Linked DNA regions of Homo sapiens: region 1 is linked to region 2. Evidence: chromatin loops called from intact Hi-C (ENCODE). Cell type or tissue: endothelial cell of umbilical vein. All regions are shown on one strand. Each heading gives the region's core, and the rest is flanking DNA. Links, peaks and the distances in the headings are about the cores only.

Region 1 (5,368 bases), core at 157-5,156, 240 kb after region 2:
CGCCCCCCAGACATGGTGGGCCACCTGCATCTGCAGGGCATGGAGGACAGCCTGAAGGAGCAGGGCCGGGAGGGCTTGCTGGACAGCCCCGACTCCGGGCTGCCCCCCAGCCCCAGCCCCAGCCCGCCCTTCTACTCCCTGGCGCCCGGCATCCTCGACGCGCGCGCGGGGGGCGCCGGCGCCTCCTCGGAGCCCCCGGGACCCAGCGAGGCCAGAGCGGTAAGGAGGCGCTCTCTCTCCCAAACGGGGGACCGCGTGGGCGGGTGGGTGAGGGCTGCCCCCAGAGACGCGCGCCACTGCAGCAGCAGGACGTGCCTCCTCCTCTACCTGCCCCGCAACCACGAAGGTGGCCAGTGACAGCCACGCTTCTCAGGTGGGGACCAGGGTGTGTAGGGGGAGGTGATCCAGGCTGACCCCGGACCTGGAGACGGCTCCCTGGCGGTGGGCCTCCCTCCAGAGTGATTCTTCCTATTGTCAGTAATAATGGGGGGCTCATGGGGCGGGGTAAAGGACGGTCCGAAATTCCCAAAGAAGTTGGCTGTTGGCTAGGTGGGCTTGCGCCCAGAGGCCCAGCATGTTGCAGACATCTGGACCCGGCCCCTCTGCTGCTCCGGGTGCCCTGTTTACTGTCCGGGCGCTGCCAATGTGAAAGCCTTTTCTTTCTTTCTTTCTTTCTTTCTTTCTTTCTTTCTTTCTTTCTTTCTTTCTCTCTCTCTCTCTCTTCTTCTCTTCTCTTCTCTTCTCTTCTCTTCTCTTCTCTTCTCTTCTTTTCTTTTCTTTTCTTTTTTTTAAATAACCAAACCCAGACAGGATTCCTTCCTTCCCGGGATGTTAAGGCATGTTGACGTGGAGCTTAGGCGGGAGGGGGAGGCTGGAACCTCGGGTCAGGAAACTCAGGAGTTTGTCTCCTGCCAGACTAAGTCCAGCCTGGGGGTGGACTCCGGTGGGGACCCAGCTTGGCGCCTTGCCTGAGACTGGGCACCCCCCGGCAGGCGGGGAAGCATATGGGCCGAGCGGGCGCCTTTGCAGCCTGAGGAAATGACAAGTTGAAATGAGTGATTGCCCATCCCTGCCCGCTCTCTGGCTGCGCCCTGCCCACCTTAACAGCTTTACTGCTGGGGCGTGTGTGCTGGCTCCACTCCCCTTTCCTGGGGCCCCGGGGATTCTTGCCTGGCACTCACAGGGCAAAAAAGGCCTCCCCGCCGCTGAAAATCCTCCTCCCCACAGCGGAAAGGAGCGGCTCCCCGGCCTCAAGCCTCAGGATATGACCTTCATTCGTGCCTTGCTTGTTTCTTAGCCTGGTGGGTCCCAAACTTGGTCGCCCATTGGAATCACTTGGAGAATCTTTAAAACCCACCCACACTCACCGCCCAGATAGTCTCACTGAATTGATAGGGGGTGCAGCTCGGCATCAGGAGGGTTTCAGTCTCCCTGGGTGATTGTACTGTTCAGCAAAGTCTGGGAGTCACTATCTTAGACCAAATCATGCAGCAAATTTGAACTTTGGTCTCTTTATGGGAGCCTGGCGGGTGGAAGGGGCAGTGAGGACTTCCAGGAGTTGATAGAGGTGACCAGGGCTGTTTGAAGTGAACCTGATCTTGCTGTCTAAAGGGGGCCAGCTTTCCTGCCAGAGCCTCTGGGACTTGGCACTGTCGCCCATTTGAGCTGCACACTTTGGGACTGAATCCCCGTGGTGCCTTGCACAGTGGGGCTTGGAGAAAAACGACCTGGAATCCGCCTTCTCCTTGGTTCCTTCCATGACCCAGAAGCCTCCTTACAGAGGGTTTTCTGGAAGCGTTCTCTGCCATCCGGGCCAGCCCGTGGCTGCCGCAAGAATAGCATGGCTGGCTTACTTGTCTTGGCTCTTCTACTTGACTTTATTTTTTCCCCTTCCTGCTCACTAGATGCCAGGTATGAAACTGTGTTGCCCTGATCTTCTAATTTGGCTTAAAAGCAAAGCCCGGGGCTGTTTCCTCATGGGTTATGATACTTGGCATTTAGATAGCTCATACCGTGTGCCAGGATAACTGTCCTAAGCTCTTTATTTACACCAATTCATTTAATTTTCACTATATTCCCATGAAGCCTACACTCCAATTAGCCCCATTTTCCAGAGGCGGAAGCCAAGGCACAGAGGAGGTTAGCAACCTGCCCAAAGTTGCCCAGCCAGGAAGCGGCTGTGCTGGGCTAGACCCAGAGAGTCTGACTGCAGAGTCTGCCCTTCAACCTCATATTATCCCCCTTTTCACTGTGCAGCTAATTAACTACCTGTGATTTTTTTTTTATTGGAAAACAAAATGCCTGTGTACCTACCAGGTTTGAAGGGCTGCTTTCAATAAAAGGGAGAAAGGATTGCCTGGCGCCCACTCTTCTCAGCTTTGGGGCTTGCCGCTGTGGCCATGCCCACCCACCCATCGCCCACCCCACAGGGCGCCCCACCTCCCCGTTAACTCCCGCTAAACTTTGCTGAGCGGTGTTTAACCGCACCCTGCTCACTGACGACTCAGGGAGAGTGCTTTTTAGGTGCAAATATCGGCACCCCATACTGTCTCAGGACAAAGAGGCGGAAACCTGTGCTGCGCCTCGCGGCTGAGGGTTTCCAACACCCGAGGAAGAGGATGGGGTGAGCGGTGCCGGGTTTCCATGTGGGCCTCAGGTTCAGACCGCGTTTGGCAGGGTGGGTGTCTTTGTTCCACTATCCAGTGAACGACACCACCTTTCTGATAAAAGTTGGTGGCATATGCCTCAGCTGCTGGGATGGACTGCAGTCCCGCCCTCAAATCTAAGCCACTGAGGTCCTCACCACCTTGTCACCTACTTTAGGAGGCTGGACGGACGTGCATGTTAAACCTGCCTACGCTTCACTTCATTAAAGAGGCCCCCCCACTTTGTTTGAATAAGCTGGACTTGCCTCCTGGACGCCCCCCACCCACTAAGGCAGGGTATCTGGGAAGCGGCTGGCTGTAAGATCACTCCCCAAGACATCAAAGGCCCTGGGGGCCAGGCTGGATATGAATGAACCCCCTCCCCACTCACCATGGGCTTTTTGTGCTCACTCTTGGAGCAAAGGTGGGAACATTCCCGATCACTCCCAGGCCAGACGAAGAGCTGGGAATCAGGCATTGGTCCCCCCAGTACTTACTGAGCACCTACTGTGTGTCACGCTCTGTTTGGGGCCATGGAGGACACAGCAGTGAACAAGATGCTGACGGTCCCTGCCCTCATGAACTGGCATCCTAGCGGAAGAGACACAGCCACCAGCTGAACTATGTGTGGCAGCAGCAGGTGGATGGAGAAGTGTCCTTAAGGCCAGAAGCTGGGTGAGAGGTGAGCTTTAGGCAGGTAGACAGGGAGGTGGTGGTTAATAGAAACCCACACACACTCAGGGTACGAACTTTACAGTTCTAGGGCTGAGATGTGCTCAGTCCGAGACAATGGCATGTGCAAAGGTCCTGAGGCACAAGCAAGCTAGGCATGGCCTGTTCGGGTGATGGGTGCACAAAAATCTCAGAAATCACCACTAAAGAACTTATGCATGTAACCAAATGCCTTGAGGAGCCACAAAGAGGCAGGGACCACCGGAGGGCCGGGAGAGGCCAGGTCAGTGACTTCTAGGTGAAGCTGAGGCCAAAAGTTAAAATTCCATTTGGTCTTTTAAAAACTACTTGTGACTGTTCTATTTTTATTTTTAAAAAGCCATCATGAGCTTCCATTCCACACTCCCCAAATTAGAAACTCAAATGAGAGACTTGAGTGAGGAGGGTGCCCGTGCGGGACGCAGAATGTGGCCATTTTGCATCAGTGTAGGGCGTGTCTCCATGCGGGCAGGGACCTGTCTCCTGCATGGCCCAGGACAGCAGAGCCTGCCCACTGGGCCTGGTGGCAGAGGAGATTGTCTGTCAGCTGCATTCAGCCCACAGTTTTTTTAAATTTATTTTTTAATGTTTTCTTTCCATAGGTTTTGGGGGAACAGGTGGTATTTGGTGACATGAGTCAATTCTTTAGTGGCGATTTGTGGGATTTTGGTGCACCCACCACCCAAGCAGTACACACTGAACCCAATTTGTCATCTCTTATCCCTCACCCTCTTCCCACCCTTTCCCCTGAGTCCCCAAAGTCCATTGTGTCATTCTTATGCCTTTGCATCCTCATAGCTGAGCTCCCACTTATAAATGAGAAATACAGTGTTTGGTTTTCCATTCCTGAGTTACTTCACTTAGAATAATGGTCTCCAATTCCATCCAGGTTGCTTCAAATGCCATGATTTCATTCCTTTTTATGGCTGAGTAGCATTCCATGGCGTATATATATACCACAGTTTCTTTATCCACTCTGATTGATGGGCATTTGTCAGCTCACAGATATTTAAAGCGGGGTGGGTGAGTAACACAGCTGCTGCCTCTGCTGCCTTTGAGCTCCCAGGGCCTGGACTGTCACTGCAGATTGAGCAAACACCCATTGCTCTTCTCCTCCTCCCCGCCCTGCCCGGCAGAGCTGTGGGCATTTAGGGGTTGGCATCGTGGAGGAATGAGGATGGCTTTGAGGCAGATCTATCTCCCTAAGTGAATATGGGCAGTTCGGAGAAGTAGCCCTGTGCCATCTTACTGCACTCAGGGAGGCTGAAAGTGGCATTTGGGATCTTACATTGTGTTCTCTGGGGTTCATGTTCAAATGAACAGCCCCCCTGTGGCAAGCAAAGGACTCAGCCTGTTATGGGGCAATGGCAGGTGGTGACAGATCTGAGCTGTTGCTGCCTCCCAGATGCAGAGACGGGGCCTCTGGCCCTGGACTGCACCCACAGCTGGTGGCCTGGGCTCTGTCACCTTCAGGGCTCCTTCCCTCCATCCAGCCTCCCTCAGTCTTGTTTATGCAGTGGGTGGATTTCTGAAGAGTGTACGTGAGAGCTTCCCTAAGGAAGACGTGCTGGATCCCTGGACCCACATTGCAAGAGAAGCCATCCCTAAGAACTCCCCTGGGGGCCCAGCTCTTGGAGGCCGCCTGAGGTCTCAGCCATCCCTTTGGACCTTGGCTGGGACCCTTGGGACTCTTGGATTTTCTCATTTCTGCTTCTTGTCTGTGATGGTGAAACTGAGTATGAGAGAGGAGAGGGAAGGGAGCTAGGGAGGTAGTGCTGGGGTTGGGAAGGATGGATGGATGGATGGATGGATAGATAGATGGATGGATGGATGGATGGACAGAAGAATGGGTGGATGGATGGATGGATGGATGGATCGATGGGCAAATAGATAGAAGGATGGATCGATGGGCAAATAGATAGAAGGATGGATGGATGGGCAGAAGGGTGGATGGATGCATGGATGGATGGATGGATGGATGGATGGATGGATGGATGGATTGACGGATGGAT
Region 2 (5,368 bases), core at 198-5,197:
TACCTCGGCCTCCCAAAGTGCTGGGATTACAGGTGTGAGCCACCGCGCCCAACCCTGTGTTTATTCTTAGGTCTGTACTACGCTTTATGCCTCAGTTTCCACAGTTAAAACACGTTATTTTATTCCTCACGTTATAGGAGCAATTTGTATTCATAAACTTGGCCTTCACCTTCAACTTCTGAAGATTTTAATACAGCGCAAATGATTTGGGGTCTGTGAATTCAGTTTTATTTATTTGGCTCCTTCCTTTAAGGAGTCAGGCTAATGCAAGAAAATCCAATAATTAGATCTTTTGGATTTCAAATAACTGGAAGAGGAAGTGGTGTTTATCTAATGGTTTAGGCATAATGCGTGTTTTTTCCCGTAGGCCTGTGTGTGTATGTGTGTGTGTGTGGTTGTTCTTAACTTGAAGAATTAAACACTTGTTTTCCCCGTTAATTCTTTCCTCTGGGGCTTTTGTAGACGTTGTGGAAATGTGACCTGTAAGTCTGTGTCTGAATACATGCTGCAGATGGAAGGAAGGCTGCCTCCCATCTCTCGGGAAATGGCTTCACTCAGTTACTCTTTGGTCCAGGTGGTTGAGTTAGGTGAAGACATTAGTATTTCACTTCCTAGTAAAGTGACTGTTTAGAAAAAAACATTTAGTGAGGACTGAAAAAACTCTTGCTAAATCTGTTTGCTTCCATGAAACGACAGGTTTTGAGGGATGGGGAGGTGGCTTTAGCTTGGGCTGTGGGAGAGGTGCAGACGAAGAGTCTCCAGGACACTCACACCAAGTCATCAGGGATCTAATTTTCTGGTGATGAAGAAATCAAATTGATCCTTCGGTATGATTTTCCCCTCCCAAGAGGCATTCATATCTCCAGGGGTTGTTGGGATTTCCATAACAGGCGGGGGAAGTCGTTTTGTCTCCTGAGTCCCCAACACCCCAGATGAACGTGTCAAAGGACGGCTCCCAGCCCGGCGCTACCATGATGGATTGAGGGCCACAGATTCTGTTTTCTTTTTCTTTTTTTTTTTTTTTTTTTTTGAGACGGAGTCTCGTTCTGTCGCCCAGGCTGGAGTGCAGTGGCGCAATCTCGGCTCACTGCAAGCTCCGCCTCCCGGGTTCACGCCATTCTCCTGCCTCAGCCTCCTGAGTAGCTGGGACTATAGGCGCCCGCCACCGCACCCGGCTAATTTTTTGTATTTTTAGTAGAGACGGGGTTTCACCGTGTTAGCTAGGATGGTCTCGATCTCCTGACCTCGTGATCCACCCGCCTCGGCCTCCCAAAGTGCTGGGATTACAGGCTTGAGCCACCGCGCCCGGGATTCTGTTTTCTTTTAAGTGAAAGAAAATATCAGCCCTACCTTGTCTTTAGTGGAGGAGAAGATGAAAGGGAAAGGGCACGTGGAAACGTGTGCTGGGTGCCCCTGCGCCATCTCCCTGTGTCTGGACCCCAGACACCTCACTGCTCCGGAGGTGCTTTCAGTCCTATATATATTAACCTGAGCTTAGAAAGGAACCTTCAAGCTCCAAAATCTCCTCCCAGGTCCTGGTTAAGAGCCTTTTCACAAATTGGATTCTGCAGTCCTGCATTTTAGTTGAAAATCCCCAATGGAAGCTCTCTGAACTACAAAAGAAGAGACGAATTACCAGGATGCCCCCTCCATAAAATGAAAAAGCCCTACAAGCTGCTGATTAGTCTTTTTTCAGCTCTAAAAGTCAAGGAAGGTCTCGGCCGGGCGGGGAGCTCATTCCTATAATCCCAGCACTTTGGGAGAGGCTGAGGCAGGCTTGAGCTCAGGAGTTCAACACCAGCCTGAACTTGAACTGGCAACATGGCAAAGCCCATCTCTACAAAAAATACAAAAATTAGCCAGGCGTGGTGGTGCGTGCCTGTGGTCCCAGATACTCAGGAGGTTGAGGTGGGAGGTTGGCTTGGACTTGGGAGGTTGAGGCTGCAGTGAGCCAAGATTGCACCACTGCACTCCAGCCTGGGCAACACAGTGAGACCCTGTCTAAAAAAAAAAAAAAAAAAATCAAGGTCTTCATAACTCTAGGAGGCAGAGTGGAATTGAGTCTTTGGCTTCAAGGAGAGAGTGGAGGGAGGCAGCTTAACAGGACGAGAGTAAAGTGAACAGAAAAAGCCTCTCAGAAAAATAAAGGCAGGCGACAGCAAGGAGAGAGGAAAAACCCCCACCTCTCGCGCTGAACAGGGAAATGGGATAGAAAACGTTCCCTGTGATATGCCAACTGAGAATCAACTAGATCTGTTCCACATTTCTTTCTCCTCCTTTTCCCTTTGTACATATTTCCGTGCAGACAGCTTCAGGACGCAGTTCCGGGGAAGCTTATTTCTTCAAAACCCCCCTCTCTCTGCTAGAACAGGCCGTGATTGCTGCGTACCAGCAAGGGGGCAGTCAAGCACAACGCATGAGAAACAAAGGTCCTTCAACCTCCAAGCCCGCAGGAGAGCAGCTCCACTCACTTCCTTTGAAGTGGCCCTCTCTGTTTTTTCTAGGATCGAGAATTTTCCTGTAATACACTGGTCTATTTTTAAACCCACTTTCCATTCGCTAGAAGTAAAGAGTGGAAAAATATAATGAATTGTAGAAAGAAACGGAACATAGGTATAAATGTCAATGGTGGGATTTTATAGGCACATAGAAATCTCCCCTTTAAAAGACACTGCAATTATTTTTAGAATGAGAATTGGTCTCAGGGTGGCCTGAGAGAAGAAATGGGAAAAGAACATTTCAACTTTTACTCTACGGTTCAAACCAGTGATGGCGGTTTGCCATCCTCAATTCAGCACATAAACATGTGGGCTGCCCACCATCCGTGAGCGTGGCAGATACTATGGGAGACGCTAAGGCGACTTAGACAGGATCTCTGCCCTCAAGAGGGTTCCATCTAATTAGGAGGGGACAGACAGACTCACAAATGGCCAAAACAGAAAGTGAAGCCCATCACAGTCACCAGTAAAGTGCAGAGCAAGTGAGAAGAGGGAGGGACCTTCCTTCAGGGGACGGGATATCTCCCATTCCGTGGAGCTGGTGGCACTGGAGGCAGACCTTGAAAGATGACACTGCAGGGACGGGCCGGATGCCCACCCATCCCATTTTCTCTTCCCGGGCCTGTGTTGCAATGAGGTTAGAGTCACGTGGCTGGGCCATGCGATAGAGCCAGTCAGAAGTGGTGGAAGTGAAATATGCCACTTCCGGCCAGGCGCGGTGGCTCACACCTGTAATCCCAGCACTTTGGGAGGCTGAGGCAGGTGGATCACCTGATGTCGGGAGTTCGAAACAGCCTGATCAACATGGAGAAACCGCATCTCTACTAAAAATACGAAATTAGCCGGCCGTGGTGGCACATGCCTGTAATCCCAGCTACTCGGGAGGCTGAGGCAGGAGAATTGCTTGAACCTGGGAGGCGGAGGTTGCAGTGAGCTGAGATTGCGCCATTGCACTCCAGCCTGGGCAATAAGAGTGAAACTCTGTCTCAAAAAAAAAAAGAAAAAAGAAAAAAAGAAATATGCCACTTCCATGTCTGACTGTAACACCCCTTGTGTGGCCATCCAAGCTTTCCCTTTCTCTTCCACACAGAGCCCACATGTTTAAGATAAGTGGTAGAAGCCAGTATCCTTGAGTGCTTGTTGAAAAGAGCTGTCCAGGAGAGCTACCCAACCCACATCACACTATGATGTAAGAGAAGATAGAATTCAGCCACTGAGCTGCTGGGGTGGTTTGTTATAGCAAGTGGTGTCTCTTAGGACAGATGAATAGGTTTTGACCAGTGAAAATGTGGGACCTCTTCCCTGAGTCTCATTCTGCCGAATGTGCTGTTATTAGGACACGCACCACATTTACGGATATCGCTTGTTTGAGGCCAGCCATCCAAGCTTCACTATTTGTACCATGAAAAGGACCTCATCTATCTTGCCCTCCCTCCCATCCCTAGAACCTAGCACAGTGCATCACATACAGTCGGTGTTTAATAAATGGTTTGTTAAACAAAATGGGTAAGAGGGGGCTTTGTTTGGGGAACATCCAATAGTCTAGTTTCAGGAAAGCATAGGATATTTCTATCTAAAGGAGATGGGCATTTAGGTGGGCCTCTGTGGGGACCCTTAACAGGGTGTCAGGAGTTGGCGCTTATTTTGCGGGGCTGTATCCTGAAGCCTTCCCTCCTTTCCTATCCGCTGCAATACTTCATGGGCGTTTTCTTTTGTAAACTTCAATAACTTATTACTAGTTGCCTGTATCTCTAGTCCAACTTTCAGCCTTACTTATCCTAAAAGAACAATAGAGAGAGAGAGAGAGAGAGAGACCTGTGATCCCTGTAATATGAACCTGCTTGTTTAAAGATGTTAGAAAACCTAACTCAACTGACTTTAGGTTAAAAACCACTGGCTCATATAACTGAAAAGTCCAGGATAGTTATAACTGCTTCAAGCATGGACAGATCAGGGCTCTCAAACAGTGTTGTCAAGAATTTCTGATTTTTCTGCTTATTGGAAGTGACGGCATGCCAGTTCTAAGTTTAGGCTTTATTTATATTTTATATTTTTATTTTTATTTTTGAGATGCCCAGGCTGGAGTGCAATGGCACGATCTCAGCTCACTGCAATCTCTGCCTCCCAGGTTCAAGCGATTCTCCTGCCTCAGCCTCCCAAGTAGCTGTGATTACAGGCTCCTGCCACCACGCCCAGTTAATTTTTTGTATTTTTAGTAGAGATGGGGTTTCACCATGTTGGCCAGGCTGGTCTCGAACTCTTGACCTCAGATGATCCACCTGCTTTGGCCTCCCAAGGTGCTGGGATTACAGGCGTGAGCCACCACTCTTGGCTAAGCTTAGGCTTTAAAAAGCATGGCGTGTTCCCACTCGCCCTCATGCATCTGTGCTCTCACCATGAGAAGAGCTTGCCTGGCAGGCTACTGTCCGTTCAGTCTGAGTCCCCGTATGAGCACCTGGAGCCCAACCTCAGCAAATAGCCAAACTCAGCCTGGAACCATAGCTTCAAGTGCAGATGGAATGACTATGACTACCTTTCCCAGTTTGCCCAGCACTGTCCTGGTTTTAAAACTGGGAGTTCCACATCCCAGAAACCCCATCTGTCCTGGGAAGACTGGAACAGTTGGGCACCCTAAGTAGAACCACTGAGCTGAGCGAGATCGGTCAACACTTAACCAATCCGAATGGTGAGAAATACATGCTTATTGCTGAATGTCACTCAGATGTTTATGGCCTTTGGTTACACAGCAATAGCTGATGATACAATGGCTTTACTAAAACACTGTTAAACCCCATATATTCGTGTCACAGAGAAGCACTTGTAATGCTAAAGTTCAGTATCGTGTTTGCCATAGAAATACAAGTACATCA

What was found. Hi-C counts contacts between places; a loop is a spot of excess contacts. Peaks named below come from ENCODE experiments on the same cell type or tissue, not always from the same donor. Only the 100,000 strongest peaks of a DNase experiment are listed, where the experiment ranks them.
Region 1: a loop joins it to region 2, with 3 times the contacts of the local background. A loop is called at or near these places in 7 of 110 quality-filtered maps.

The regions. Positions count from the first base shown.
Region 1 is chr12:124,295,418-124,300,785 of GRCh38, forward strand. The region is part of intron 3 of ZNF664-RFLNA (ZNF664-RFLNA readthrough); the gene reads left to right. It overlaps RFLNA (refilin A), which reads left to right. Exons shown (of 3, transcript NM_001365156.1): 1 at 1-219. The coding sequence starts at 13. Among named protein-coding and RNA genes, the nearest start is that of RFLNA, 3.0 kb to the left of the region's middle. In endothelial cell of umbilical vein, for the core only: no CTCF peak of the experiment used is centred there; no DNase peak of the experiment used is centred there; H3K4me3 peaks cover 1,778 bases; H3K27ac peaks cover 1,614 bases.
Region 2 is chr12:124,051,649-124,057,016 of GRCh38, forward strand. The region is part of intron 2 of ZNF664-RFLNA (ZNF664-RFLNA readthrough); the gene reads left to right. Among named protein-coding and RNA genes, the nearest start is that of ZNF664-RFLNA, 81 kb to the left of the region's middle. In endothelial cell of umbilical vein, for the core only: a CTCF peak has its summit at 2,390; a DNase peak (open chromatin) is centred at 2,413; H3K27ac peaks cover 357 bases.